Regions from separate parts of the Homo sapiens genome. Here all the other regions are linked to region 2. A link is a loop called in an ENCODE intact Hi-C map of the cell type or tissue named here. Cell type or tissue: IMR-90. All regions are shown on one strand. Links, peaks and the distances in the headings refer to the core of each region. The heading gives the core; the rest is flanking DNA. Region 1 holds the start of LOC124901027 (a long non-coding RNA gene). Region 2 overlaps SLF1 (SMC5/6 complex localization factor 1). Region 3 overlaps NR2F1 (nuclear receptor subfamily 2 group F member 1).

Region 1 (11,520 bases), core at 3,996-8,995, 1.1 Mb after region 2:
AATGCCCACAAATAGTTCAGAACAACGGTGCTAAAAAGCCGCTTTAATTCTGAAACAGAAAGTCCTGAGACACCGAGCGCCATCTAGCAAGCAAAGTTAGAATCAAAGTATGCCTGAGTCAAGCACAGAGCACAGAAGGACAGGGGATGGGGAGGTAAAGGGGGACTTCGAGATCACTTGCTGTGATTTAACCATCCACCCAGTCTCACCTGAGCCCAGAGCTACCTGCAAGTTTCTGCTCTTCGCCTCACCGACCAGCTCAAATAAACCTAACAACTGAGGTGAGACAGACCGTTTCTGCCTCCAGCCAAGGCTAAAGGACAGCTCCTCGCAGGATTGCTTATTGTCTTTAATTAGAACAGGCCGCTTCTCCATCCCCTCCTACCACCTCCCCAAAATCAGCCTAGTGTCTAACTAGTTTTGCACCTTCTTATCCAAATGGGGACAAAGAGCAGTGCCTGAAAGGCTCACCTTGGGCTGAAATGATTCCCAGGGCTTCAGCGCAGAGGAAAGCGCATCGCTGGGAAAACATAGCACGATATGAGAAGTCACTCTGAGTTTACAAGGCTGCCCAGACGCCTCCTGACAGGCGATCTGAGCTCTCTCCGAGTGGCATAAGACACATATTTACTTAACAAGCCACTGATGGTCATGGAAATGGAATGCTGCCTCCTAAATATAAATGCTGTAACTTTATTCTTCTCCAGGCAACTGGGTCTTTGATATTTTCTTTGGCTGAAGAAAAGTCAAAGGTAGCTAGAAAGCTAGAAAACTACCCTGTTAGTGTGTAGCTTGAAGGGGGTGGGGGTGGGGTTGAAACACTTTTTAAAAATAATTTTAAAGTTTGAATAATGTTACCTAATTATATGAATATTCTTTGGAACTGGGCTAACAATGTAACTACAAAATAAAGCTTCTGGGATTTCAATGTGAAGAAAGTAAAGAATAATCTGCTGGTTTCTGTAGAGGCAGGTACCGCATATTTTTCTTTTAAACCAGTCCATCTGAATTCAAAAGACTGAGAGAGTTCATCTCAATAATATGTGTGCTTTCTAAAGAGTCTTTCTGGAATTTCATTTTAAGGCTGGAAAATAATCCAGTGTATATACATGCTAGTCTTAAACTACTCTTAATTTCCTGCTATTGAATATTGCCTCTATAGTAGCTCATTGATTCACATTGTTCTTAGAATACAGAGCCAGAGCTAGGCTTTTCTATTGTTCTCTCCTCATCTCCATGTCCCACACACAATTTTTTTCCCAGTGAAGTGAAGTTTTGTAAAATAACAACAAAAACAAAAACAAAAAAATTAGAAAATGAAATATTAAAATATTCCTGTTGAATATCAAATGCTACTCCAATCTCAGGTTTGCTACTTAATGAACACAAGCACAATAGATATGAAATAACAGTCCTCTTGATTTTTCTACTGTGCTATTTGCTGTGCAAAACAACCACATTAAGAATAAAGGAAGCATGAGATAAGAGTATGCTTAACACACTCACAGGTCATAGAACTTACAGGAAAAAAAAATCTCAGAAAAATCACAACCCACCCAACAAACCTAAGCCAATAAAGAGAGACTTCATAGTTTAACCCACAATTTAGAACACATCTAATACATTTCTACAAAACCTCCTTTTCTCCTTATGCCTGAAAATATGTGTAAAGATCTGAGGATGGACAGTAGACACAATTCATGCTCTCTCTTATTTCCCTCTCCCTCTCTGAAGTTCAGAAGAAAAGTTCCCAGGGCAGTCTTGCCTCCGGATGCCAATAAAAATTTAACTTTGTGTGTGTGTGTGTGTGTGTGTGTGTGTGTGTGTGTCTTGTTAAATAGTACATTTCTCCCATCAAGGTCTTCTTAAACACGGAACCTTCTCCTAGACAGGGTACCCAGCTGTTTAATTTAACATTGATTTATTGCTTTTAAAAGTAAATTTACACACATGCCAGCAGCGCTCCGTTTTGTTTCCCCAGACCCTGAGATTTATTTTCTACTTAGCGCTTGTCTGACAAAACAATGTCCTTTAACTTTATTACACATCGATAAGGAAATCTGTCTTATTTTTGTTCAGATTTATTGCTGTGTTACTTGTGGGGACTTTTGTGATCCAGAAAGGCTCAGGTCCGAAAATAAATAGAAAATTAAACAGAGTTGATCACAAAATAATGATCAAAACCTTACAATATTGTCCAGCCTATATCAGCCTGCTGGGGGGTGAGGTGGGGTGGGACAGAGGATGATGCTCCCCTAGTGAGCACAGTTGCTCTGGAAGAAAACAAAATGTCTTTAATGGGCAGGTAGCGTTTGAAGGTGGAGTAGCCAAATCTGGGTTCTGTAATATCTCCAAGTTCTTGGTTGAAATGTATTTGGGATTACAGGGCAGGGAGGTGCATCTGCGGGACTCCCCACCCTATGGCGGCCTTACCTCCGTGCAGAACTCCCAATTATCACGCGTTCGTGATGACTGAGCCCAAGGGAATTAAGATGGACTTTGAAGCAGCTTTTACGGTACACTTCATCTACATTTGGGTTTTCTTTAGTTCTCATTAAAAGGGCCACTTTCTTCTTTTCATTGATATATGTCTTTGTGTCCTTCATTTCACACTCTTAAAAAAAGTTCTCTCATCAGATCAAGTGCAAAAAGGAGGGGACGACATAATAACCATCATAATCATGATAACAACAACAACAACAAACAAGTGGTACTGTGGGTTTAAATCTTTTTTAAAAGAAGGTTTTCTCCTCTATATGGCATGGCCCTCCAATTAAAAAAAAAAAAGCTGGGGTTGAGAATGAGGATAATAAAAGTGTTTCTAAGGTTAAATTACATGAAGGCAGGCTTAAAAAAAAATCTCTGAATGTGATGAGCTTTCCTCTCCCATCCTGATTTCTCACAGAGACATTCAGTAATCACTTTAGAGCTGTTCACATGAGGAAATGAGGACACTATCTTTTCTAGTAAGAAGTGAAGATGTGACAGGTTTTGTTATTGGAATGAGGGAGAACTTCGTAAGATATTCCCTTTTTTCGCCCCTACAAACCCAGCATCTTTAAAACCCCCTGTCTGAAAGCGTGACTCGTCTGTTGCCTTTCCACTCTGGTCAGTGGGTCCTCGAAAACACCATAACATGTTTCAATAATTCTGACAAACCCATGAAGATTTTTTAAAGTTAATGAATCATTCTTTCTCCTGAAAACACATAAAAACACGTTTGTGCACGCAATTCCAATCTAATGAGAGAAAGAAAGAAAAGGGAAGGAAGGAAGGAAAGAAGGAAGGAAGGAAGGAACGGAGGGAGGGAGGGAGGGAGGGAAGGAAGGAAAGGAAGGGAGGGTAAGGACAGAAAGGAAAGAAAGAAAAATAGGAAAAAAGGAAAGGAAAAAATATCCCTCTTTAAAAGGGGGGAGGTGGAGTAACTGCGAAACATTGAAAATTCTCCTATTCATATTAGGAGCTTCTTCTTCTTCTTCTTCTTTTTTTTTTCTGTTTGCCCTTTGAAAAGGGGTCCTGTCACTCAGAAAGGGGCTGTTTCTTCAACCTCCTCCCCATCCACCCACCAGCCGGCCCCCCTCAGCCTCGCAGCCGGCCCCGGCCCACCCCGCGGCCCTCCCAGCGCACACACAGTTTCTTCCAAGTGCTTTTTCAAGTAAGAGCCGGAGAGATGAGAGGTGCGGCTTCTCCAGCGCGGAGCCAGACAAGTACTTCTCATCCCGGCGGAGCGCGGCCCGGCGCGGCCAGCCCGAGGCCCGGACGTTCTATGTCAAGAAGCCCCACGGCCCCCCGGGCTGGCCGCCCCTCCCCGCGGCTGGACAGCGACGTCGCGCTCGGGCCTGTCACGTGGCCGCGCCCCCCCGTGCCCCCGCGGAGCCCTTTGTTAAGCCCCCGGGTCTCCACGCGCGGCCGCCGTGGCTGGGGCGGTGCCGCATGGTGGATGCGCCCGGAAGACGATCGGGGTACCCTGGCTTTGCCTCGGCTCACCACGCAGCCCCCAAACACCTTGGGCGGAGGCCCCAAGCACTTGGCAAATCAAGATTCTCAGTCCTTTGAGGAAAACGGCCCTGGGCCACCTCCAGTGTTTCAAACCAAAGGCACAAAGTGGGGCAAGGGGGCCAGTGGAGGGCGCGCCTCTGCACAGGGGTGTAACCACTGGGCTGACTTCCCTCCTCCTTTCCATTCCGCCTCACCAGTTCCTCGCCTTTTTTTTTTCTCTTCTCTTATCCTCTGCCACGCTCAGAGGCTCAGTGGGTGGGAGTGTGTGTGTAAATGTGTGTGTGGTGTGTGTGTGTGTGCGTGCATGTGCAGTTAGGTGAAATTTCATAAGAATATGTCCTAGGCTTATCAACTTGCTAGGTTGAGGGAGGATGTTCTCCAGTAAATGGACTGGAGGGAGAGTTTAAGCGACTTATTTGGGAGGAAATAGGGGGTCAGATTTGGTCTAAGTGGAACATCTGCAAAACATTCAAGCAGCTTATTCAACAAAGAATCTAGCCATTTATTGTAGAAATAATAAAAAGCCACTAATGATTATAGTTCCCACCCCTTCCCCCAAAAGGCCAAATCATAATGAAATAATTCAAAGGTAGGCCTCATTTCCTAATAGTGGAATTAAACAACAACAAAAAAGAGCCCAACTAAACTTTCCAGCTCGGCCTTCTTAAGGGCCTGGGAACCTTGCTGAGAAATTAGGTAAATAAAAGGCGAGATGGAATTTCTGTTGAGCTGAGGCTGCAGTGCCCCGACTTGCACATAGTTCTGCCTTGATACGCAATTAAATTACAGTAAATTCCTCTTTAAATAATAAAATTTGGAAGACTCCTCAGGATTCGAAGATGTCTGGGGTTAAGTAGCTTTTAAAACGTCAGTTTTTAAATGGCTTGTGCAATGAATAGCTACCTTTAAATTCTAAAACCATTATAAATGTGCTATACATCTGGGTGCTAGTTTGTCTCTCCATATTTCTTTTTAAAATGAGGAAAGAATTCATAAAAAGCTACTTGGCACACTTTATTTTAGGAAAGCAGATGTTAATTTTTTCACGTATCATTTTATGACCAAGTACATGTGTAACGTTGGAAAGCATCCAGAACGCCTCTATTATTTGCTAAATGACTGTTAGTTGAGGCGTATTATTCTCAGCCTAACCACGGTATAGGTTATATCAATAAAGTAAACATCTGTGATTTTTTTTTAACCAGGGGAGGGGGTGGGTAGAAAGAGTTACCATAAGCGAGGCAGGGAGGGGAGAGTTTAGGTAGGAAGAGCACACCTGCGTTGTAGCAAATAGAATATTTATATTGTTCGGTGCAAAACAAAGTCCCTCAGTCAGGCACTCGGGGTTATTTACATGGCGGGAGATAAAGTTGAAAGCCTTTTCCGGCGTGCCAAATGGGATTCTCCCAGTGGCCTTCTGCGTAGCAAGATAACTGGTACCGAGTGCTCCTGGCGGCGTCGGGCCTTCTCCCGCCAGCTCCCCTTCCCTGCACGCCAGCCCCAGGCCCAGACCGGGTTGAGCCAGGCGCTCAGGCTCTAGGAATTCCCAGGCACCGCGGAAATTTCAGCGGGGTTCCCAGCCTAGAAATATGCTCAGGAAGCGTCCTCATTTGCCCTGCGTCGCTCGAGGACGCCGGCGCCCAGGATAAGCCAGTGGGGTGATAATTAATGGAATACAATATTTATGGTCCGATGTATTGACTCTGAGGCAAGCGCGCCGTGTAGAGTCCGTGGGGGTCTGACAAACAGGGGTTAGTGAACAAACATAATGACCGGAGTACTTATGTCTATCCGGTTTACTCACTTAAACCCAAGGTATGTAACATCACGATAAATATTAATATCCACCTCGACAGACCCTCAGCACCGCTGTCCTCCTAAACTCTCCCTTCCTGAGCGCTGCCCTTAACAAAAAGGCCAGAGAGGAGGTTTTTAACATAAAATGCTGCAAATATGAAAAATAGGTCACCAATAAAATTGGTCTCAGCATGGAGCGTAATTGCAACAAAGTGCCGCCGAGTAAAATCGAGGAGTGAGCTGGCTGAGGCGGCACAGTCGCGAACCATCTGGTGTGTATTAAGAGTGGTGCTGTAAATATTGCTGAGAGCTAATGCATTATCGGCTTCTATAAGTGCACAGGGCCTCTAAGCTTTCCATATGTTAGAATATGTAGATCGGGTGAGAGCAAGGAAAGGTGTCTTATCAATCACAGGCTTCTAAAGCATTGTTTTGCCCACTCTTTGTGGATTTTTGGCCCCCCAAAGTGTAGGATATACATTCTCATTCTCTCCCCCCACCACCCTTTTTCCTCTTCTGTCAATTCCTCTTTCTCTTTTTCTCTTGCTCTTTCTCCCAGCTCCTTCCTTCCATACCCTCCTCCTCTCTCCCCTCTCTCCAAGGGGATAGGGCAGGCATTGCTGACGTCACTTCACATCAGTAAAAGAGAGTAACTGTTTCAGAGAGGAAGAAAAAAATCATCTGTTTTTCATCAGTACTAAAGTTTTGCCTCTTTAATAGAAATGGGCTGCCCAGGCTGAGTACTCCTTGTGTTTTGAAGCTTATAATCACTACTACCCCCTTTTGGAGGGTGGCCCAAGAGGTGGGGAGGTGTTCTTCATCCTGTGCGCTGATTCATTTTATATGTGGTTCTAATGCCAGAATCAGCTCAAATAGATGAAACTAATAAGGTGCAAAGATAATGTCTTCTAGAGATTTCACATCTACACCTCCTAGGCAACTTTTGTCAAGGAGAGTGGAGGGCTCCTGGTTCCATGACACTTCTGCTTTGAGTCCTGGAACTTCTTCCTTTCTCTGGAGCCTCCCTCCATAATTCCACCCCCCACATACCTAACCGCCACACACAGCACAGCTAATAAATTTCCTGCTGTCACATTACTTTTCTGGGGAAAACAGAGTCCTCCTTTTCCTGATGATACCCCACATCTAAGAGTTTACTATAATTACCCCCCATCTCCTCTGAACCCCTCTCCACATATTCCTCAGCTACAAGTTTTTAGTCAAATCCAGTGCTAGGAAGTTTATTTACGTTGTCCCACAGAGATCATTTTCTCTCCTTCAAAATTGGCCTGGTCTGTTATTCTTCCTACTTTCCTTCTCCTTCCTTTTCTCCCCACCTCTACCTCCTGTGCACATATAGTACAAACCTCCAGCACTTCTAATGTGGATAAACCTGCTGGTCATGACAACCCAAGTTCAATCAGCAAATAAATAAAACTCTTACTTTTCTTTTTTGGCTGCCGGCTGCACTCCCCCTCTGGCCGTTGCCTCCTTTAATTATAGGAGCTATATTTCTTCCCTGGGAGACATTCGAGGGGATTTTTAGTTGGAAACTCGTTTCTGCTGAGTTATTTTGGAGCCAGGACCAGTGAGTGAGTGGCCCGTACCCAGAGGCTTTGAGTGAAGTGCAGATTGAGACATATCGAGTTCCCTTTAAAAGGATCATTTCATGTGGGAGGCTGGACACAAAGTTTGCACTCGTGACTGGCATTCCAGTGAGAGACATGCATATTTTAAAACAACAAAGCAAGCTGGAAAGAAAGCTTAGGGGAGGGGGAAAAACTTGGAAAGAAGTTACTAAGTGACAAACATCTGTCAACATGGGATAATTTGTACACTCCAATGTAAAACTATCTGCCTAGTTTGATGGAGTTCAAGGAACAGGATCTGGGAGAGCAAAGTGGATACATATTTATCCCCGTTGAGATATGGCTAAAAGACACTTCTCCCCCAAATAGGTGTAAGGTCATTAAAACTGCATGATTGAGCATAATTTTTAAATGCTTCTTACAACAATAGAAATTTCTAAAATTGCATTTTTCTGATAGTTAATACAAAACTAGATCTATGTAATTTTAAGATGTATTTCATTTAAAGAACAATGGAGAGCAATAAAATAATGAGCAAGATGCTTATTACAGAAAACAAAATGAATTTTATCTCATAATAAAATATGACCAAGAGAAAGAAAGCGGGGTGGGAAGCTCAAACAACCCCTGATTGCTATGTTCTAGAAAGTTTTAACCGAAAGTACCAGCTTTACATGTGTATGTGAATCAAACATGTAAACATCCACCTCTCTTTGTGTAAACAAGGAAAAATGGCAAAATATTTTCAGAGAATTTTTCTCTCCCATTTAAGTTTGAAGTTTCAACAAGCATATTATACTTTGAGAGAGAAAAGCAAAAAAGTTCCCTCTTTAAGAGGAAAGTTTTTAAAAGCAGAGTGAAAGATCAGGCAAGATCCTGGTATGTCTTTTTTTAGGCACCGAATCTCCAACAACCACATGGAAGTTCAGGCTCCAGCTTCCACCGAGAAATCTTTTTCTCCTCCAGATCTGAAGACAAAAGGAGAGGAGGCCTGGTGGTGAGCGGGATATCTCTGTTAGTTGTCAGCGCAGGTCCATGGGTTAGGAATGCTAATGAGCCTCTTGGCCAGCTGAAGACTTGGTTCTCTCTCTCGCACACCCTGACGCTCACATACACTCGGGCTCCTGCATGCCGACTGACAAGCACACAGACAGAGCCTCGTGCACGACCCTGTCTCTCTCCTCTTTCCTCTGAGCCCAGAGATCGATCGCTGACCCCACGGTTGGGCCAACGCTTTATTTATCTGGCTGTGCAATGATATTATCAGCCTTAAACGTTATATACAGCAAATGTCTTCCTAAATCAACACAATAGGATAGCTTGCAGAGACCAGCCTGGTCTTTCTTAAAGAAATCCCTCGCTATCTCTTTCTCTTTTTCCTCTCCCCTGCAGGCACCCCTTCTTCCTTCCTCCTTTTCACCTGGGGGTATTTTATATGCTGGACTTGGGGATTTGATCCTTTGCTTTCAGCTTGGTTAGAGGAGGCCTTCGCAGACCAGGAGATGGATAGACACCATTATCCAGCCATCACTGAGATCCCCATCAGGGGTTCCCTTGTCAGCCGGATCCAACTGCCTAAAGCCACTCTATTCACATGATCCGAATTTCTCAAAATTGGGGTAGAAGAGAAGGCCAGGGGTGGGGAATGGAGTGTGCAACCTTGCACCGTGTTAATTGTTTTCTTTCCTCTCAATTACATTCATAAACCTATTTTCTGCATTGCATGTTATTTCTTTGTGCTTCAAAATTGAAATCACGTGCAGCTTTCTCCCTTCCGCACACACAATAAATGCGCTGCCCCCTCCCCCAAACCCATCACGCAACTGTTTACATCTTGGTTACTCACTCTGCACTTCGGCCCCCGGAGAAGAAATTGGCCCCGTGGGACTTGGTGAGGCTTTGTGAAAGCATCTCTCAAATCCGTATCTCGGGCCCCCGTTCTGGGAGAAAGGCTCCTGGATTCGCCTCCCGGGCCTCCCCACCACCCCCTCCTCGTACAGGTGGTTGAGGCTTACACAGGGAGAGCTAGTAGAGAGGACATCCAGGGAGAAAGGCAGCTCCGCAGTGTCCGGCCAGGACTACTCACAACCCACCCCACACCCTGGCTCGCCTGCCAGCCGGGGTCAGCTGTGACCACGGGCGTGCCTCTGCCAGTCCCTGGTCCCCACACCCTGGGCGTAGCAGATCCCGCACAGGGAGAGGCTACTCCCTGGGGAGCATTCCAACCCCAGGTTCTCCCAGGCAAAGAAGTCCCACTATAAATAAATAAATAAACTCCAAAGGGGGGGAGGGGGAGCTGGAAAATGGATTCGCTGACAAGGAGAGATAATAAATGAGAGGCGCTTTCAGATAGATATCTCAGACGTGAAATTGCGCCCAGCTGGTTGTGTAAGCAAACAAATAGTTTCATGTTAGGAACTCTCAACTTGTGACTTGATGAATAGGACACGACAGAGGTAAATGGGTCTTTAACTCATTTAGGGATACAACTCTTTGGCTTCCCAAGTAAAAGGCCCAGTGACGCCACGGATCCTGAGCAGGCCCTTTAACAAGAGTTTTATTAGTTCCCACTTGTGTCCCCCTCCACTCCTCCTCACACTCCTCATGGTCTGCTATTTGCAGAGACATTCAGGTGATTTGTTCTGAGGAATTGCAGAGCTCACAGGAGGCAATTCTGCCACTGTAGGAGTTATAAGGAGTGCCTACGATGAAAGAAGAGGAGAAAGATTTTTAAAAATAAAATCCCCCCACCCCCCTACATGCTTCAAGCAGACAAGCTCAGGTGGGCTCAGATAGAGGGGACTCCAGATCCCCATCACCCCTGAATGCAAAGCTGGGTGGTCGGACCTCTTGGGAGCCAACCAAGAACCTTTGTGGCTGCCAGAGTTTAAGAGCCTGGACCAACTGGAAGGGTGGAGTCCCCAAAGCTCATGGTTCTCCTGGTGAGCAGGAGGGACCCACATTCCCACCACAGGCTTCCACTCAGCCTGGTCCCAGGTTGGGATGTGCGTGTGGGAACAAAGGTCATACTTTTCCTCCCTAGCACCAGGCCTTGTCCCCTGGCTGCGGATAAGGTGCAGACTCCTTCCCTAGTGATTCCCAGAGAAGAGCACGTCCTGAGATGGCTTTTCTGATGTTTTCCACAAAGCTTGTGGCTAAGGTAGTTTAAACAGACTTCAAAGCTCCTAAAGTTCTCATTTGTCCAGCAAGCCTTTGGGTTAGAACAGCGAACGTTTGACTCTCCTAAGTCACTGGTGATTTCGAGAGGGAAGTCATCTTATGTGGCAACCTCCAACTGGTAAGAAGAATTTCCTCTTGCCCTGGGGAAAGAGTCGGCTCTGCCCCGCCCAGTTAGCCCAGCCCTACTCTCCTGACTCTTTAGGGCTGCCACCGCCCCTGCAGGAGAGGTGTGGCTGCGAGCCCAGGGCGACTGCCCGGCCTACACCTGCTGGGAGCCTCAAGCCCCGGTTCCACGGCTCCCCCTGGCGCCCCGCATGAAGGTGGGCTCACTGCTCAGGAATCTTCTGGAGGCCACCCAGGCAGAGGAGGCTCCCAGCTACTCCACCTCGCCTCCTGCCCAGGTCCTGGGCCACAGCCGCAACCGGGGGCTGGGGAAACACAGGACGCTGAACCCGGGGCAGCCTGGCCCCTACTGGGGCCTGTCCCTCCGCGCCGAGAGGAAACCGCTGACCGCTCCGCCCTCAGCCCGCAGGACTGGCCACTGTCAGCCCGGCCTGGGTCGGGTGGGGGAGCCTTCACATCGCCAGAACTGAGAGCAAGGGTACTTCCCAATTATCAGAAGGCTCAACTCGTTGCTCAGATAGACGCGTCGCAGCTCCCAAACTTCCCTTAGCGCGTGCAGATTCCTGTCTGCCCTCTCTGTGAAGGAAAGCCAAGGGCTCCTGCAACCTGTTCGGCCCGGCGGGGACGGCCACATGACCTCTGATTCAAGGCAGACTCTGTCTCTCTCTGGATGAGACACACAGAGACCTCCGGTCCTGGAAAGACGACTGACTCTCTGTGGGTAATGCAGACAGGGGCCACCCCAGTCACAGAAGAGAAAGAGGAGAAACCCACTGCGGGGAGATGGGGTGGGCAGGACGCGCCTGCGGAGCACTGGAGAACCCCCACCTCT
Region 2 (11,520 bases), core at 3,336-8,335:
AGAGCCAAGTAAAACAACACTTCAACCTTTTCTAATTAATTTATAGCCTATAATAATTTCAAAATATATATCACAACAAATAACTACCAAAGTATATTCTCCAACTACAGTTCATTTTAACCTACAAGGTGAATTTTCTGATAACATAATTTGATTTACAAGGAATAGTTAACAATTCCATGTCTCCTGTTTTGACAACACCAGGCAGAGCTTAATTCTAATAACGCTATCACTGACCTTTCTAACTCAATCCACATTTGTCATAAAAACAATTATCATTCCTAGTTTTGCAAGCTCCACGTCAGCAGGAGGTGCAATTGGCGTGAAAGCTACGTGATAAATGCCTCAGGGAAAGAGTGCCTCATGTCACTCAAGATGACCCCTTCCTACTGATTAAGGAGCAACAGTGACAGGCTCTCATCAAGTTCACCGCTTAACTGGAAAGGTGTATAAAGGCATAAGGATTGCACATTCCATGGATATTTTTTTCATGTGAAGGTATTCATTTAATTAACTTTCTATAGCAGCATAAACAAAAATGGCAGATATTTTCTGGAGGTTATATAAAGTATCTTAGTGTAATGCATTTGTGCTTGCTTAAAAATACTAAGACTGCAAAAGCACACCCTACACCCTATCCACTCTAAAATAAAATTGCTAAAATAATACTCATCAAAGGATTAAAGTACTGGACACTTGAATATTCACATTTATAAACTAAAACAGAACACCAATTATTACTGAAATTAATTTTTTAGCAGATGTAGAAGACAATAAAATTCACAATACTTAAGCCTTATTTACCTTCCTAGACTGTGGGCCTTTCCTCTTTTTTTGTAGTTAGCCCTTGTCAAGCACACCACCTGGTTCAGAGTAGGTGTTCAAGAAATGCTGAATTCAAAGGAATTAATTTCACATTTGACTTTTATGAGGATAAATGTTTTTCTGGTCATCTTGGAATGAATAAAATGACAGAATATGTATATACTTGGATGATTTTATTCTGCAAAGTGAAATTAAAAATTAACAACCTAGAAAACTCTAACTTCAAAGAGATTTAAGAAACTGCCAGTAAACAATGCATGGGGAAAAGCTGAATCTTAACTGCTCAGAAATCTCCTCTCCAGCTTTATTTACATTGTAATAAGGTCTCTTACAGAAATTTAAAAAATATGATTCCATAGAACTATGATATCACATCTGGCAAAATACAGTGAAGAATAGCATTTCTCAACCTTGTCTTCAGATGCAACTTTGAAAAGTCTGCCATTGAAAATCTAGGACTAAGACTATGAATTATACTTTACTTATTGAGAATTTCTTCTTCCTATACCTCCAAGATAGATTTGGGCAATTATTCAAGGCAATTATTATTATGTTTTCTAAAATAAAGTATAAGAAGTAATTTTGGGAATGAAGCCTTTTCCTGAACATTTAGATTCATACTCATATACTGGTATTGTTAGCCAGGGCACAGAACACAGTAACCTATGTTTGCCACGTTGGACTTTCGAAGAAGTGTAAAACTTCTTAAAGGCAGAGACCTCAGTGACATCTGTTTCACACTTCATGTCATCACTGCTTGTAGAAGTTGGCAGACAGAGCAGTCAATTATGAAATATTAATGCTAATTGCAATTAAACAAATATACGTTATGAACATCTAATTTGGAAAACTACTTTGTACTAACAGTATAAAACCCTAACTCATGATGTTGATTCCTTAATTACCTTAGAATTACTACCAACTTAAACAATTACTATATTGCCTTTTGTCTAAATGATTCATTATAATCAAAAGAGGAGGTAAGAATTAGAAAGGAAATAATATTTATTAAGTGTCATATGATGTGATATGCTAACAATTCTATCATGACAAAGATACCTGGTGTGATTTCTATTTGACATGTAGGAAAGCCAAAGCTCAGAAAAGAATTTGCCTTGCAATTTAGTTATTAAGAAACTAGACAAGGATTTGAAAATGTGTATGATGTCAAAGCCTATGTTTACAAGTTTATATTAGTTTACCAAGCAAACACTATCCCAGACACCTTTACAAGTGAAGTAAAGAGGTACTCATTGGAATAAAAAACGTTCTTATTCATCATCTGGAGAAGCACTTTACTCTCTATAAGCATTTAAACTCTTCTTAGATAGTCTTCACTATATCATTTTTTGTCTGATACTTTGGCAGATTAATAATAAAGAGATTTGTATGATGCCAAATTTGAAGGCTAAATAGAAACTAGTATTTCCTGAGTATGTGTGGAAAAAGTACTTATTTAAAATATTTTTTCATACTGATATAGCAGTTTTCAATTTAGATTACAAACCCAGTAATATGATACTGAGCATTTGTATCTTGTTAAAATATCTATTTCCAAAATAAAACTGAAGTGTATTGCTTTAGCAGATTAACTGCTAAGGTCATCACTTGAATTACATAAAAGCTAAATGGAAGTGTTTATTTTCCACCTGTATCATAATGTAACTTACTCCCAGTAGTGAAGAAACTCCAATCTCAAAAGTGGTTATTATCCACACCCTTTCTTTTAGTTTTACTACAAACTGCTATAAGGAAAAACTGCAAATTAAAACATTACTACTCAGTAAATTCATACTATATATTAAGATCTTAAATAATCTCAAATCTATTACTTAGATGCCACTCAATATCTTAATATTAAACTCATAAACCTATGCAGCAGAATGTTTTCAGGTACAGAATACTGGGTTACATAGGGCAGCGACAGATACATTTTGTATATGAATTGCTAAAATAAAACAGATCAAGGAATTGAACTGTCAGACTCTGCATATTTGCTGCATTTAAAAACCAAAAGAATATTAATTATTACTGTAAATTTTAGAAATGTTTATTTTAGAAACACACAAAGCTAAAATGCATATTTCAGTCCAACAACCTAGAGAGAAGAAATAGGGAGCTACATGTTTTTGTTTAGTCTTGTTTTTTCCTCAAAATCCATCCCTAAGAGTCAGGAGCTACAAGTTTATAGGTACGCATTTGTATGAATATGCTTGCCATGATTCTAAGACCTAGAACATCTAGAATACAGGACATTACATTTTTATTTGAAAAAATATTTAAATTAATTTTACATGTACAATATAATATCACTTTCAGAACAAAAAAACATTAATGAAAGTAGAATATACTAAAACAAAATTATTTTTACTTTTGAGTCAAATTCTACACCCTGGAAAAAGTCAGAAGCCCATACTAGAGTTTTGTAGAAGTTTTTTTAAAAATGCTTTTAAAATTTAGCAAGGCTGCAAAGTCTGTCAATAAATAAATCAAATTACTATCTGTCAGTAAGCTATGAAGTCCACAGTAAGTACCAATGCAAACTGAACAGATTTAGAAAGTCAATCCATACTTTCTAGCATCATCATGAAAACTCCATGACTGACCGACACATCATTTCCAATGTTATCATCAAGGCCTCAGTGTGTACCCCAGGACACACTTTCAAATTCTCAGGCAGTTCCTTAAGAATGTGTGGGAGTTTCTGCAATGTCTTTATATTTCCAGCATAAAGATCCAGTAACCAGTCAGTATGAACACTGGTGGTTTCTTTATGACTTTTACAAGCCATAAGCAGTTCATTTAGATGAGTTAACCCTTTGGAAGCTAAAATGAACTCTGAAGATAAATCAAAAATTGAACAAAAATTTAGCAACATCCTACTAAGTAAAAAGGAGCCAAATTCAAGTTGCTGGTAATGAAAATGTTTCTCTGCTTGTGCATGAAAGTTCTCCACTGTATCTTCTATTTTTGTAATAGCAAACAGTTCTTCTTTGATTTGAGGTGAAACCACATAATCCAAGGGCAATTCTCCCTTAGCATTCCTCTGTTGTAAAAGCACTGGGCCTGTGAAAAGAAAATGCAAAATGTTGCAAGTAAAACATTTCTATTTTGGCAGCTTAACAGCTCTTTTCTCCTTTTTCCCAAAGCATCCAGTGCTTTCTTTGCAATCATATTTTGTATTAATTCATGTCGACACAATTAACTGACTATATATATAGACGAATAAAGGTACATTAAAAAAATTCTAGTCAATTACCTAATAAGGTTTCCCCAAACGTGCATGCCTCCGTTAAATAAATAATAAATACAACTACAAATAAAAACTTTTATAAAACTTTATCAACTGTCATTTTAAAATAAGAATTTCAGTGTTCCCAGAAGAAATCTTAAAAATGTATTATTCATCTTATAAATTCTATACAAGAGCCTCAGGGGTATCTCAAAATATCACCAAGAGGAAAAAGTAGTGCCCCTTTCATTGCTAATAAACAATTCTAGCAGTGCAAAGACTACAAAACCTTGCACAGATAGAGAACAGTTTTCATATTACCCTTGCTTGTGTTCAATGTTTAGTACAGGTAACTGGTTCACACAAATTACATATTAATTCTTCTAGATCAAACTCAGATCTCATCCATCTATACTAGTTAAACTCATTTAACTACCTACTTAGAAAGTACTAAAGATAGAGTTTATCCACTAAGTACTAAAGGATGATGTGGAGAAGGCAAAACATAACTCAGTATTTGGTTACATAGCAAAGTATAGGAGTACTTTTGCCTTCATCAGTCAAGTCTTATAATTATTTATGCACTTGGCCATAAAAACGTTACAGGGGATATAAAGATTTTAGTACTAGCAGACATAATCACTAGGTCCTACAATTATAACATAGATCATATTGTCAGAAAGAGAGAACTGATTATAACTGCTAAAATTCATAATGATGACTCTGATCAGACATACATAGTAGCATAGATATAAAATGTACTTAATATAAAAGATCAACCATTGATAATATGATTAATGTATAATTTATGGAAAGAAGATAATTCTAAAACAAAATTAGGCTCCTTTTCACTGTGCCAACATCTCAAAAAAATTGTTCCAAGTTACTTCTGTTTAAAAAAAAAAAAAAAGACAAAATTACGGACACAGGATACCAAAAGTAAACAAACGTTTTAGAGAAATAAATAAATTCTTGAAATTATTGCTCTTGAGGCTGAGTGACTCACAATGAATAGATAATGCAGTTACTTCAATATAAGTGTCAAACCACTTGACAGGTCCAAACCCAGAATATGACTAAGGCAGAAACAAGTCTGTACGACTGCCAAAGGACCTTGATAAAAACAAAAACAATTAGATTTCCTCTTCTAGGAGGAGAAACTCATCTCTTTACTATTCTCCACTAAGAGCCCTAGAAAAATTCACATTGGTTGGTATAATGCCATACTCTACTGAAGAGCTGGACCTAATACAATAATGGCTCCTAACAAATATTGGCCTGAATGCCAGACACACGGCTGAGTAGAAAAATAAAACATTAAGGAGGTAGAACTTATGGTTTAGTAAACACAGAATACTAAAAAAAACAAGGTAGAAGAACTGAAAAACATTGACTATGAAATGATATCAGTAAAACAGACACACTAAGGCCTTTAGGGGGCAGGAGAAGACTATATATAACCAAATGTCTTAAACTCCCATGCTATACAGCCTTCCTTAGATGCATATATACTAAAAAGACATCTTAAGAAAATACGCTTTTTGTCTTTATGCACAATCAAATGTTTTAATTACAGGATAAGATAATGTTAAATTTAAATGTAAAATTAATACAAATAAAAACGACAAGTAATTTCTACAAATCTTTGTTTCCATATTCTAAGCTGGTCATCAGTTTTCTTTTTTTCTTTTAAAAGCACCAATCCGTTTTGAACATTTTGTTGTAAAATTTATATTATTCAGTTTAGATATAAGAAGAATGACACTGAAATAATGTGGGGCCTTGCTGAAAGCAAAGATCAAAAATCAGCAGGAAAAACGCAGATGAATATTCAGCTCAAGTTACCTCCTTCACAAAACCCCTGCATAACAGTTATCACCATTTGAAAATCCTCCTGCTTTAACTTAATTGGCTGCAAAATGTGAATGACGAAAAATATTCTAGGATATCATTTTTTTACAGTCTGTACAGAAATGACTCATTAAAAATAAGATTGAGTTTGTAGTTACATACAGGAAATGAAAAAATCCAGGTAATCACAATTGAACATTTATATCCATTTATCAATAAGCTTTCAGAAATGACTGGCTCACAAAGACATTACACACCTGAAGGAAAAAGATAAATATTTAAAACCAGCAAACTCAATTCAAAAACAGACTCTCATACACGAACCTAAATAGGCTTAATAATATATACATAAACAAATATACATTATGAAAAGGATTTTATCTCTAATAATAAAAGGTGCTTACGTTTTAGGAGACTTTTTATCCTTACTTTTTCATTAATATGAAATAAAGGCATCTTTCCTTACAGATTTTAAACATAAAATGCTATCTACCTCTGCAGGATTCATCAAAAAACTGGATAATTTATCAAAACCCATTTAGCATAAACACACTCACCCCCATGCTGTAGTAGCAGCTTGCCAATTTCTACATGTCCGTTTGACAGTGCATCATGCAAAGGAGTCACCCCGTCCACTTGAGTGAGCAGATCTACCTCTGGACAACGTTGCAAAATTTCCTGGACACACACTGTGTTGCCATAGTTACAGGCTTCATGCAAAGGCGTCCAGCCAGCATTGTCTAAATTAGAAATCAAGGCAAGTTTTAAAACAGCAGAAGTAGGACTTTTGGTAGAAAAGTACTGATGTTCTACTTTTCTCATCAGTGTGACTTTCTAGGTGCTTCATATACAAAAAGAATGCTGTGATAAAAATGTCTAGGGTGTAATCATATTTCTACCTTAAAAAATTAAAATAAAAACAATTTTAAAATATTAATGTTGGGTATTATCAAAATATGGACACCAAAAAATGTTTTTATACCATTAGTTATAAATCAATATATGAGAAATTTCTTGGCTTTGCTAAGAAATTTTTCTTATACTTTTAAGATACCTTAGGTAAATTTACTTAAATAATTTTTCTTAATGTGATATAAAACTGTTTAATATCACAAATATTAAGACATTGGACTAGACCACAAAGATTTAAAACTTACCTTTAACATTGATGTCTATTCCTGGCAAAGAGAGAAGAAGAATCAATTTCTCCACTTGGTTATTTATGCAAGCTCTATGCAGGGCTGTTTCTCCTGCCATAAAAAATTAATAGATTATTCCAGAGAAGACAAGATATCAACTAAAAAAAATAATCAAAGGGCATGAACTAGGAGATCTGGCCCCATGCCAGAAATTTATTTATTGAGTTCTTCTTTTGACTGGTTTAAACATCCCCTGCATTTAAAAAGGCGGGGGTGGGGGGTGGGAAGGGGAAGGACCCCCACCAATCCATACTGCTTCTGTTCTATCAGCAATTCAGCAATGAAATTCTACTGCAAAAGGTTTAACACAGGCATTGTCTCCCCTAGTTCAAGGTTTAAAGCTTCAATCCTGCTATAAAACCCCCAAATGATCAGAGAACACCAAAAATACTGGGTTTTGCAGCAATAAAAGTTTAGAGTGCAATTGCCCTCTCTTAAATTTATTCATGAACCTACATTAAATGTATGGCTCTTTTTTATACAGCATTTATAGCTTAATTCAAATGAATGTTTCTGGCTAAGCATGAGTGCCTCTACACACTCAAGTATAATTCAGAACTTCAAATCCATTAACAGATGGTTTGCTGCTTCTCAATAGGCTGTCTGGCTTGGCTACAACAGCAGAGAGAGGGAGAAATGGAGGAATCTTAATATAAACACACCACACACACACACACACACAGACACACACACGGATGTAAAAAAAAAAAAAATCCCTAGTACCATTTAAAGCTGAACAAGAGTAACAAATAGAAATGACAAGGTTTTTTCTAGGAGAGACGCAATTAATGCCTTCTGGCTAAAATTGTCTATATCCATCACTGTTACAACCAAGATTAATAAGATATAAGTGATTATTTAAGGGGAATTTTAAAAAAATTACTATAAATGACTGCTTAGGAAACAAAATGAAATACTGAATCTAATTTGTTCTTACTATAAAATACTAAGTAGCACATTTTTACAGTGTTCAGTTTTACAGATTATCTCTAACTTCTACAAAAACATTTTTTTACATGCATAAAAAGCTTTTGAAGTTTTTCTCTACTATATCTCAATTCTCTTCCTCTCTCCCAGTTCCTTCTGCTGTTCTGCCTAAAATCATTCATATTCATTTTACTTTCTGAAACAATAAAACAAAGAAAAAGAACGCTGATTTGTGAAATTAATATCTGAGTTCTCATCTAATATAATTTTCATATTCCAAGTCAAATGGACAGTTATTTTGAATCTGTAATATGCAATTATGAACTTATATCACATTGAAATATAAGTGCTTCACTGTCACTATTTCCATGGGTGTCATAATGTTAATATTTGTATTAAAAACAAGATATAACTCATAAACAACAACAACAAAAAAGACTCAGCAATTTACTTTGGCCAGGTATAGACTTCTGGAAGATCCATTTACAAGTTATGAGGTGGCTAAGTAAAAGAGGTGCCAAAGTGAATTATTATGCTATTCTTGTTATTTCATCCTTTAGGTACTTAGGTTCCAGTATAGTTAGAACCAAAAGCCAAACACATTTCATAGTCTGGGCTCAATGCCTGGAAGAAAAGAGCCCATATGCTTAACACAGCTATGTAACATAGCCTACTCTTCATTCTTTGTTCACAAAATGTCTAGGACTGAAAGAGATGAAGACTGAATTATACTTTCAAATCAGAAGACACTGATCCTAAGCAGCACAGGTTGAGATGGAATAGAAAAGTAAGGCGGGCAAGTCTGGAATGAGCTCAATGAATGCTACACTGTGTTTCATATCTGTAATGGCAGGGAGAGGAAAAAAAGGAAAGAATACTCTATTATACTGGTTATTAAACAATCACTTTCTTTGCATAAATGACAGTTCAAGAAAATAATACGTTATCCAAGAAGGTACTTCCTGGACCTAGTCCAATATTTAAGTTCAAGTATTCATCAGGGCAAATGTGTGAAACCTGCAAGTACTGACTATAACCATGAAAAGTTCTTAGCATAAATTAATTTAAATACTTGGAATACCTTTTAGATTAGTCTTGTGAAAATTCATCTTTTTAACTACAGAGGGGCAATTCTCCTTGGAACATGACAATTCTCCTTCTGACTTCTTTTTCAATTTTTTTAATGATGAGGAACATTTAGCAAGGTTCAGGTCTCTGAAAGGAAAAGTAAGAAATAATGAAAGCTTGTTTTTCAGCAAGGCGTGCCAGCATACATTAGATGGTATTTTTTAAAAGTCTAGCCCCCTTTTAATTTAAACTCCCTTACTCATTCAATCTTTACTGCTTTCTAATTTTAAAATTTATTTCAACTGTGTAGAAACAAACTTCAGTGCACTAATTTTCTTTTATTAGTCCTACTCCCCCAACTGCTCACTAAATTTATAAATACAGAATGTCAAATAAAGAGAAAAAGACCAGTTAAACCATATTTGGCAGAGAGAATAAAGCAGAAAGCTAAGATCAAGCAGGCCTCTGCTCCCCATTCTTACTTTCATATTCTGATTCTATTCTCTTCTTCCTCTCACAGAAGCTTTCAGGCTTTCTGAGTTTTATACAACATACACTTTTATACACCTTATACTTTTAGAGGTTTCTCATTTTGGGGAAACTACTATAATGATACAGGATATCTCATATGACCATGCATTCTGAAATCCCATCTATATTATGGCAAAGTAGTCATTCAAATCATAGGGCAAAAATTGTGTGGAACTGTATTTCATCAATAATTCATCAATAATTTGATGAGCAGTTTTATTTCTTTTGGGAAGCACTTAGAAAGCATGTACCTTGAATTACAGAAACAGAAAATGTTGATCAAATAGATCTAAAATTGAGTTTTGATCTAATCAGTATAATTCAGACAGTATCACAGATAACCATTAAGTTCAAGAAATGCATCAGAGAAAGAGCTGTACTCCAAAACAAAGCACAGCTGGGATATCAGCATCACTTACAGTAACTCTGGCAGCCCTTCGACTTGTTTTTGTTTAGTACCATTCAGCATTAGTAAGGTTCTCTGAGAGTCAAAACAAGGCCGCTGTCCTATTTTCTTTGACACCTGAATCTTTCCAGACCCAAGCACACCAGTTTTCCCCAAGGCTGGTAAATAGGAATATACCTGTTGAAAAATAATATTGCATTATTTTCTCAACTACAAAAACAGCAGTAAAGAGAAATTATTTGATTCATTTCACTATTACATTTGGTTATATTTTCTTGGTTGCATCACTATGGTTGCCACTCTATCTTGGTTGAACATAATAAAATATTAAGAAAACTAGTTTTGTGTCAAAGTCAATACCATGTGAACAACCAGAAAAACACCTTCTTAAAAATAATTATTTTTTTCTAATTCAATTTTGATCCTCATTTAGGAAAGCTCTTTTGATTAGTCTTATGCCCAACAGGTATGATTCATTTGCACATTTTATATGTATGATTTACATACAACTGGTATTTTGTAATTTCCATTCTGATAATGCCTTGAACAGAAAACAAGTCTTTCTTCAACAGAAAACAAAATAAGGAATAAAAACATCCTTAAAGGATTGTTGCAAAACAGAATTTGACTAATATCTAAAGATATTAATATCTAAAGATAGATATTAATATCTACATATCTAAATTAATATTGCCTTATTAATAATAATAAATAATTATTATTAAATATTAATATCTAAAGATAGCCAAAATAAAACTGGAAAACTTTAAATCAAATGTAGCTTATATGCATAATATTTTGCTTTTTAAATACCATTTAGAATTTTGTTGGATCTAGTTCTTTCCAAAATAATAACCTATGTAGGAATTTTATTAGGAAACAAGGATTTTTTAGTTTTCTATGATCAACCCTTGGCTACGCTCAAAAGTAATTAAAATTTCTTTTTCCTTTCTTTTCTTTCTTTGTTGTTGTTGTTGTTGTTGTTGTTGTTGAGACAGGGTCTTAGTGTGCCACCTAGGCTACAGTACAGTGGTTATCACAGGTCACTGCTGCCTCGACCTCCTGGGATTAAGGATCCTCCCACCTCAGCCTCCCGAGTAGCTGGGACCACAGGCATGTGCCACCATGCCCAGCTAATTTAACTTTTTTTTAGAGACAGAGTATTGCTATGTTGCCCAGGCTGGTCTCGAACTCCTGGGCTCAAGGGATCCTCCTGCCTCAGCTTCCAAAAGTGTTAGAATTATAGGCAGGGGCCATCATGCTCGGCCTTAAAATTTCTATTTGGTGATTACCTTCCCCCCACTGCCCCTGGAGAAGGGGTCTCACTATGTTGTCCAGGATGGAATGCAGTGGCTATGCACAAGTGCAACCATAATGCACTACAGCTTCAAATTCTGGGGATTAAGCAATCCTCCCGCCTCAGTCTCCTGAGTAGCTGGAACTACAGGCACTCACCTGCAGGCACTCACCTACAGGCACTC
Region 3 (9,169 bases), core at 2,210-7,209, 1.1 Mb after region 2:
TCCAGCTCAGCAAGTTCCCACATGCGGTAAAGCCCCGGTTGCCGCCGCCAGACACTGAAGCCGGCTGCGCCCCCGGTGCTTGGTGCCTGGAGACTTACCGGGCGCGCGACCCTGCCTACACCACTCCCTGGCCCAACTGAGCACGGGACCGCCCGCAGCCCACCAGGTCTCAACGGCTGAAGTCAGCGACCAAGGCGCCCTGCCTCCCCGCGGACCCCAGCCCATGTAGAGCCTGGCCCTCCGCATTTACAAAACCAAGGTAGCAGCTTGGTTTTTGGAAATGAATCTAACCAACTTTGTAGTAGACTTTAAAAGTCTCCCCTTTTACACACCAAAACCTTCAATTCTAATAATAGTTGAGGTGGAAATTAACCAAGGAGTTCTCTTCCACGGATAACATCTATCAAGCAACCAGACACATGGGTTTTGCTAAATTCTTTTATTTTTGTTTAAATTTTCACTTCAATTTTAATTCTTGAAGAACAGCCTCGACAACATATATCGCACTCATTATAAGAAGCAAAGGGTTATATCAAAAATTATTAGTATAGAATCACAGGAAATCTGGTTTGGAACCAGAAAAAAATACAAAACAGATATAGATACATAGACACAGGACAATTTTTTATAATTATTTGGAAAATGTTATTTTCCCCTAATTCTTGTTTCCTTTTTCTTTATGCGCATACGATGTTTAAATTTTACAAAAAATGAAAATAAAGACTAGTATTTTACAAAATGAATAACAATGTTCAGTGTGTGTGTGTTTCTACATAGGCTTCAGTCCACTTCCATATGTGTTGTTCCTGTACAGAATATATCCACATCCGTCCACAATAAATCCTGGAAGGTCCATTAGTTTCCTTCTGTTTTATTAAAATTCTCATGGTCCTCTCTTCCAATTTGTTTTTCTTTTTTTCACCAGACAGACACAAGGTTCTTTTTTTTGTTTGTTTTGTTTTTCCTCGCCAACGTGCTCACAGATCTGATCCTAAAAGAGTCTCTTTTTCCCATGCTTTGTAGCTCGGATTGTATTTCTGCTGGGTGGGCTGCTCCTGTCTCGGCCCTCCTCCCTCCCACCCAGCCTGCCTGGCCCGCTGCACTTCCCGGTGTCCCCGCGGCTTTGGAGTCCTTGGCCCAGGTGGGTCCTCTGAGTCTCTAGGGGGACGGGGCAGGTGGGAAGCGCCCAAGGTCTAGGAGCACTGGATGGACATGTAAGGCCAGTTGAAGCTGCTCCCAGACAGTAACATATCGCGGATGAGAGTTTCGATGGGGGTTTTACCTACCAAACGGACGAAGAAGAGCTGCTCGATGACGGAGGAGGACACGGTGCGCAGCGAGGGCAGTCGCAGCAGCAGTTTGCCAAAACGGCTGGGCTGGTTGGGGTACTGGCTCCTCACGTACTCCTCCAGTGCGCACTGCGACTTCTCCTGCAGGCTCTCGATGTGGGCCGCATCCGACAGGCCACAGGCGTCTGCCCAAGCAGCCACAGGAGGGAGAGACAGGGAAAGGGAGCACACGGTTAGGCTGACAAATAGCAAAGGCAAAATAAGCCATCAATTTTTTTTAAGGAGAAAATGGAAAATAAAAAAGAAGTAAAAGAGAAAAGAAAAATTCACCCTCCTATACCTCTCCATCCCCTTCTTCATTCCCTCCTCCCCCGCCCCCAATACAATACAAATAAAAATAAATCAAACCCCCACCAAGCCTAGGGGAGCTGGAGAGAGAGGCACACACATGCAGAGGCAGAAACCTCTCTAGTCCCTTTGTTTTTCCTCTTTCACCTTTGGATTAAATAATGTACAATGCTGGAACCATGTTTGCTGCGCTTAACAACCTGTCCTCGGCCTGCAAGGGAGCATCTTTCTGGCCGTGCTCATTAACTTTTGCCCCATTTGCCTCTGATCTGGGGGTGTTCAGTACCCCTTAGGAAATATGCAGCCTGAAGGCAGTTCTTAAAGGATTCCTGGAGTCCCCTCTCAAACCCAAACCACCCCAACCAGAAACCTCCAGGAGAACCTAGATTGTGTAGTGAACAAACACATGGGAGGGGGTAAGGAATCATGGGCTGGCAGTGCCTGGAATCAGATGAAGCCCACGCTTTAGCAATATAGGATTTCAGATCCGTTATCTATGCAAGAAAGGACTCTGCAGCAAATCCTTGGTGAGGGTGTACACTTCTATCTATACCTTAGATCAAGTAATTGAAAATTGGTCACATCTCTGTAAGCTGTATAATAATCAGGAAGAATATGACTCAGTTACTCCAGGCTGCAGAAAGGCGACATCTTCAGCAATCAGACACAAAGCTAGGCTACAGGCAGCAGCTGCTGCTGCTTCAGAACTGGGGGGGTAGGGGGGGATGTGGGTGGTGGGGAGTTGAGGGGGGACTTGGGGGGAGATAAGCTTTTGGTGGCAGGACCAAGGGAGAAAAAGGCACCTCCGCACAATGACAGCACCTCAAAATCTGTGTGCTTAGTTCATGTCAACCAAGGCCCTTCTTGGTCCTCTAAAAGTATTTCAGGACAGCAGATTATATTATATCAACTAACTAGAGGCAAGCATAGGGAGGGAAAGATGGAATAAGAGGAATGGAGTAAAGGCATCCTCTCCTAGTTCAAATACCCACTTGTTTCTTATATTAATAATAAATATTAAAAAAAAACCAGTAAGATCACAGAGGAGCCCTTAGCCAGTCAGGAGGTTGACTAGAGATCAAAGGCAGAATTTGCTAATATATAGATCTGGGAAAAAATTGATGCATGGCAATGCCCCCAAAATGACATTGTATAATTTTGAATGGGCAAGTGTGACCCTAAGAAGACACAACAAATGATTCAAAGTGAAACCTGTGTCTGCTGAGTTTCTGAGCTTTATGACCTTATATTTCAAGAACTGGGATTTACAAAGCATTCTAACACCTTCATCTACAAGGCTATGGCCTCGAGCAAAAATACAAATAAAACTAGTGATAATTCAAGAACTTCTGAGGCAAGTCCCCTTTGACCTCAGATACAGACTAGGTTCCTCTCAGATGTCTAATTACTCCAGCCAGCCAGTTGGGTATATCCACACTGGTCTGATATGGGAAGCCAAATGAGACTTTATGGCTATTAGGGCCAGGGCAGCAAGAGCTCTGTGGGGCTTTGCTGCTTAGAGAGGGGACCGTGAGTTTGGCCCTGCTTGCTAACCTGGCCCTGATGAATGACCCTCACTCAGACCCAGACCCATAATTACATAGAGCTTGCTTTACATGCATTATCTGCCTGCATGCTTATGGATCATTCTCAGCCCTAGACAATGCAATGTGAAAAGGGCCCCTTGGTATCCCGGCAGATTTTTTTTTTTTAAGATCCATCTGGCATCCCCTCAGCTCAGTAAAATATCTATCTGACATTTATGATTAGGGTCCCTGGAGTACAAGGTCACTTCCCAACTCCCAAACAGGCCGCTCCAAGAGAGACAAGAAGCCCAGGAAAGGCCTGCCTGGGTCCTGTGCTGGTTGCTTCCATTTCTTCCCTCCTTTGGAGGTGAATGCCTGTAGCTGGGCCTGCCTGCCAGGTACCAGCCAGCTAGCTCTGTGGCTTCCCTCCGGCAGGAGCCCTGGTTCTGGCCTGGCTTCCCAGTCTGGAAATTCATTCACCCCTTTGCAACAGGATTCCCTCAACTGTGGACAGAAGGTATGAGCTCCCAGATCAACTAGGGGGTTGTGGTGACAAAGCTAGGTGACCAGGGGGTGTAATACAGTATATATTTATGCTCCATGAGTTATACCCCAGATAAGAAAATGAGGCAGAATGTGCAAAATCCATGTCACACTTTTTATACGGTAGTGTCAATGTGGGAACTCTCAATATTTCTTCTACAGTGTATGGAAAAGAAATTATGTAAATAAATAACCATTACTGCTCAGGCCCTCCTGGCCTAGCCTTTGTAGTGCAGAGAATGTATTTCATGTTGTGCATTCAGAAGAGTTTAGTGTTCAGGAAATATAGATGTAATCAGCTGCCATAACTAGAAATCAAAGTTATTATTGTGCTGAAAATGGATTTATTGTATTTATGTTAACTAGATGGCTCCTTTCAGAGAAAGTCTCATTTATTTGAAGGAATATTTAGGTGTATGAACTAATGAATTTTTTAAAAAGTAAGTTCAGGTCATGACCTAGTCCTTGGATGCAGTCCAGAATATTAAGGATTAAACATACCATCCGGAGGCCAAATGTGAAAACCACCACGGGGGACCCCCGTGCCAGCTTCAAATACTTAGCCAAAGCAAACCACATTGGACAATATGTCTAAAACTGTCTTTTCCATCATTCAAAGTTTGCTTAAAAGTTGGATGACTTTGAGAAGGCTTCCCATGAATTCCCTTCTGGCTAGCAATCAAAACAAGTTTAGTCAAAAGTGGAAATGTGTTGCATGGGAGGGGGGAGGTGAATTACTACTGACAGCTCTATTTCCATTTTCAGATATTCTGCTTGCAATTTTCCAACAAAATAATGTTATTGTTCATTTCTAGGCACTCTTTGCACCTTGAAGACTTGATTCAAGAAACTTCCTTGGAAAACTTTTTAAATGAACACTTTTCACAGGAATGTTTTAGTATGGAAAGTTAAAAGGAAAGCATGAATAATTCCACAGTGTTTCCCTGCAGCCTGCACAGTCCTCACCTCTCTCTGGGAAAGGGCATGAGATTAGCAAAGTCAAGGGGGTTCAAAGAACCTTAGGGGGTGTAAGGAAAAGAGAGGAGAGACCTTTCCTGAGAAAACGTCTGTCCAGTTCCAAGTCACATTTCTGCTTCAAGACACCTCGCTGGATGAGATTTTCAAACCCCAGCTTCCCTGACACTGGCTTGCTTCCTGATGAATTTGGCTAAAGAGCCTGGTAGTAGAGAGCCAGCCAGGCCCCAGGCCTGCCAGAGCTGAGGCAGCCTGGTTGCTGCTTCCCAGGCTCTTTGTCACTTTTGAAAAACACGTTTCCATCAAGAAGACTTATTAAGATAAAATGCATTCAAATACGGAGGAGGCTATTCCATAAATCTTCCATTTGTTTTAAGGTTTGCACTTTATCCTCTTGGAAAGAATAACTCCCTCTCTCACTAGCAGACCTGCATTTGCACTGAAAGTAAAAGGGGGGCAGTCCAAGTCCATTGCTCTGGCCACCCTGCATACAAATGAGATGCTCTTGTCTAAATAAATTATCTGCTGTTCAGATCGATATTAATACTACATTTGCTACATTACAATATTGTGCAAATTTAGGAGTCATTTTAATACAATGTAAATACAATTCTTCACACATGAAAGCCAAGAAATATTGATAGATTATACCATTGCTTACTGTTCAACAAGGCCTTATGAAAGGGATTTTGCTATCCCTGTTCAAGAATGGTTTTAATTTGGCCATTGGAAAGCCTGGTTCTAGGATAGATTTATTAGGATGGTTTATTTGTTCTCCGAATGGAGGAATTAAAAACAATACTGCCAATAATGGTGGTAAAACTGCAGCTAACCCTACTCACAGTGGGCAGGGCCCAAGACCCAGTCTAAGCAGCACTACTTGCCACCAGCCTCCTCTCTGGCTTTGTCTCTATTTCTCCCCATTACCTGCTGTCCTGGGTGTTTATATGTTTCCCTCTTACAGGTTACAATAATAAAAAGCGGGGATTGTTCTCGGAGGCTCAGACCAGAGCCCTTCAAAGGAAACGTTAATGCACTTTTCTGGAAGTTAATTTGAACCATCTATCATAAGAGAAATTGTTAACATGCATGTTACCACTGCCTACACATAATTTGATATTTTTTAAGGCACTCTTAAATTTCCAGTGTTCATGTGTTTTGCATAGCTTTGGAATTCATCTTCAGGCGGGGAATCCTCCCATACTTGCGGGTTCTACAGCATTGCTTTTGTTTTTTATCTTTCTTGTTTAGATCGAATCCGTTTTTTACGACCCTCAATAACCTCACCAACTGCAAACATGAATGGTTTCCGATAAGGGAAAATCAGGCAGCGATAAAGCGGGATTATTATGATTTATTTGTGCGTATTCTTCTCTTTCCACCTCTCTCTGTGTCTCTCTGTGTCGGGAAATTCATTCAAGGAGAGTGCCACACAGGGTAAGAAGCCACATTCCCACGTTCTCTTCCTTCCCTCGCCTCCCCCAGAAACGCTGAGCTCTGGCTCACACATAACACGCACCACACACAGACACACACACAGAGACACACACACACACACACACGCGCGCGCGCGCGCGCAGCCAGACGGATCCACAGCACCGCCCCCCCGCCTCAGACACACACCCTCGGCAGCCGCGGCCCCACGTAGGGGTCCGGGCGACTAGGCCCGGCCGCCCGCCGGCCGCACCCGCGCCGCCTCGGTTCCCGCACCGCCGCGCTCCCAAGATGGCAGCGGCGCGGCCAGCCGGTCACCGCGCGGGGGTCACAGACCCGGGCCAGGCTCAGTGTCCAGCGAGGGCCCGGCCCGCCCCGCACCGGCCGCGCGGGAGGCTCCGAAGGCCAGGCCCGGGCGGCGCGGGGCCTGCGCTCGCTGCCGGCGCGGCCTGCCCTCCCCGCGACCGCAGCCTCACCTGACGTGAACAGCACGATGGCTTTGAGGCAGCTGTACTCGGCTGAGTCGACGTGTAGCGCCTTGAGCTTCTCCACCTGCTCCTGGAAGATGCGGATGTGGTCCATGAAGGCCACGACGCGGTCGGCAGACATGGGCGAGGCATGCAGGCCGGCGGCGGCCAGCAACGGCGCCACGTGCAGCGGCATAGAGCACTGGGCCGCGTTGAGCACGAACAGCTCGCTCCAGGTGAGGCGTAGCAGGGACACCTGGTCGGTGATCTGCAGATCCGGGAAGAAGGGGATGTTGCGGGCCCACTCGACGGCGCTGAAGAGCAGGCGCGCGGCCAGCTCGCAGATGTTCTCGATGCCCATAATGTTGTTGGGCTGCATGCACTGGCTGCCGTAGCGCGACGTGGGGTAGGGCTCGGCGCGCAGCAGCAGCGAGATGTAGCCGGACAGGTAGCAGTGGCCGTTGAGGGGGTCCCCGTTGGTGAGTGCGTACTGGCCTGGATTGGGCTGGGTTGGAGGCATTCTTCCTCGCTGAACCGCTGACAAAAAGAAAGAGAGAAAAGAGGCAATGTGCATCCAGGGAGCTTGCGAACATTGCCGCGCCGCAGCGTACCCAACACAATGCAGAAGCTCTTCCCGCAGCCACACGCGCCCCGCGCATCTTCTCCGGCTCGCTCTCACAGTCCACACCGCTAGGAGATCTGGGGTGAGGCCCTCCAGCTCCACAGCTCAGTGTGTCCAGCCACTGCCTGAGCCCCTGGCCACGTCAGCCCCGCCGGAGCTAGGCCTGACTCCAGGGCCCCAACCCTGGCAAGGTCAAGAAAGTGTCATCCAACCCCTAAGCCACCACGGGGGAACACACAGATAAATGAAACCCCACTCACCCCTCCAGAATGGAAAAAAAAAATCAGGGTTAAAAAAAGGCGAAACCGGAGAAAGGTTGTGGTTCTAGGCAAATGCCTAGCGGCCTCCTCATTTGCAAGCAAGCAGCGTTTTGCTGATAAAATGTTTCCACATTCTCTTAAAATGCTATAGAATAATTCTTAAAATAGACACAAGTTACATATCCTACTAACCACTTACAACTTTTGAGTAGAGAACAAGTATCCTGCACCCCTCCCTTCTCCCCTCCTCCCCGTCGCCCCATACAAAGTTCTCACTATTAAAAGCAACAGAAAATTGAAAATTTTCAAGAAAAAAAGTTGAACTTACAGTAGCCAAACATTATTGAAAAAAGTAGGAAATATAATTAATGTCTGTCCTGCGCGGTGCCACTGCAACCTGCAGCCAGCTTTTGCCCAGTGAATGCACGAGCTTTCAACTGCAAAAACACTGGATTCATTAACCATCTGAATGCAAAACGTAAGCATGCTTTGAGTTCTTAAAGCTGACCAAAGTTTTTTTTTTTTTTTTTTTAAATGTGTATGTTTTACTTCAACAGTGCCAGCGTTTTAAATTGCCATATAAACAAAGACAACTTTAGGAAAAGTTAGGGCTACTGAACTCTTCCCCCAACAAATTAATATAGATATGTTCATGTACATGTAGCTATCTTATTTCAGGTTTTGTTCTATTTTCTTAAGTTTGCTTTGATTCTAATTTTAATGCAAGTTCCAGTGCAATTGAAGCTCTTGAAACATAATGCCTAGAATACTTTTTTCTAATTATAGTTTTGAACTTGGCAGTTATTTTTCAATTAAGTGAGAGTACAATTCAAAGTTTTTTTTTTTTCAGATGCCTACAAAATCTCCCTGGAGCTAGAAATGAAGTAGTCATATTTGTCTGCTCCTTGAGATCTGAAGGAATTCAATTTCTTTTCTTGTGGCATATAAAATATAATTTTAAAGTCAATTACAAGAAGGAGTAATCTGCATTCTGCAAAATTGACTGGTTCGCTAATTTGACTATAAGACATCTTTAATGATTGTCAAGAGATAAACTTTAACTGTAAACGGCTAAATATATTTATAAGAAAAGTACTGCATCTCTTGCCACATGAACATGAAGCATATCCAAATACAACATCAAAAGTTGTGTTTTTTTTTAAAAAAAACAAACCCATACAACACAGGGATTAAATGATGTGGAAGCTCATGCTAGCTGCAGTCTATGCATTACGGCCAAATCAGAAGGATCGGTAAATGCCGTTGTAAATTGTAATTTGTATGCAGTATTTAAGCAGAGGGTGGAGTTTGATGAAGAAATAAAACGAGTATCATGCTTTAAAAAAAATGACACAACTATGAAAGCACGGTTCAGTCACAAACTTTCCTTTCAAAGTAGAGGGGTGAAAACAAGGCCACAGCTCTGGAGGAGGCGGCCCCAGCTCCGTGAAGAAGAGAGGGAACCAGTGAACGGGCCAGAAGCCCCCCTTCCCCCCTAATTAGACCTACAAGTGCAATAAATCTCACTCCTCTTTTTCCGAGCTAAGCTTCCAAAAGGATGATGGCAGCAATGAATCTATGGTTCAGGGTACTCCAGCCCCCAGCCCTCCCCCATTTTAAATAAAGGGTATGAAGAGGTGGAGGGAAAAGTGGAATGAAAAAAAACCACAGAAACAGAGTTTTCTGGGGGAAATAAGCACCCCTC

The links. Hi-C counts contacts between places; a loop is a spot of excess contacts. Peaks named below come from ENCODE experiments on the same cell type or tissue, not always from the same donor. Only the 100,000 strongest peaks of a DNase experiment are listed, where the experiment ranks them.
Region 1: a loop joins it to region 2, with 7 times the contacts of the local background. A loop is called at or near these places in 5 of 110 quality-filtered maps.
Region 3: a loop joins it to region 2, with 8 times the contacts of the local background. A loop is called at or near these places in 6 of 110 quality-filtered maps.

Annotation. Positions count from the first base shown.
Region 1 is chr5:93,596,561-93,608,080 of GRCh38, reverse strand. It overlaps LOC124901027 (a long non-coding RNA gene), which reads right to left and starts at 10,779. Exons shown (of 2, transcript XR_007058873.1): 1 at 10,416-10,779; 2 at 9,916-10,087. RefSeq lists silencers at 1-258, 10,726-10,775 and enhancers at 8,190-8,691, 10,452-11,251, 11,252-11,520. In IMR-90, for the core only: no CTCF peak of the experiment used is centred there; DNase peaks (open chromatin) are centred at 6,410, 7,470 and 8,440; H3K4me3 peaks cover 2,478 bases; H3K27ac peaks cover 3,887 bases.
Region 2 is chr5:94,687,202-94,698,721 of GRCh38, reverse strand. It overlaps SLF1 (SMC5/6 complex localization factor 1), which reads right to left. Exons shown (of 21, transcript NM_032290.4): 17 at 10,053-10,216; 18 at 9,116-9,249; 19 at 7,066-7,158; 20 at 6,466-6,648; 21 at 1,101-3,891. The coding sequence ends at 3,410. Among named protein-coding and RNA genes, the nearest start is that of SLF1, 74 kb to the right of the region's middle. In IMR-90, for the core only: a CTCF peak has its summit at 5,484 (motif pointing right); DNase peaks (open chromatin) are centred at 5,131, 5,491 and 6,571.
Region 3 is chr5:93,585,867-93,595,035 of GRCh38, reverse strand. NR2F1 (nuclear receptor subfamily 2 group F member 1) reads right to left here. Exons shown (of 3, transcript NM_005654.6): 2 at 6,592-7,119; 3 at 425-1,474. The coding sequence ends at 1,194. Among named protein-coding and RNA genes, the nearest start is that of NR2F1, 7.2 kb to the right of the region's middle. In IMR-90, for the core only: a CTCF peak has its summit at 5,147; a DNase peak (open chromatin) is centred at 6,185; H3K4me3 peaks cover 2,578 bases; H3K27ac peaks cover 3,229 bases.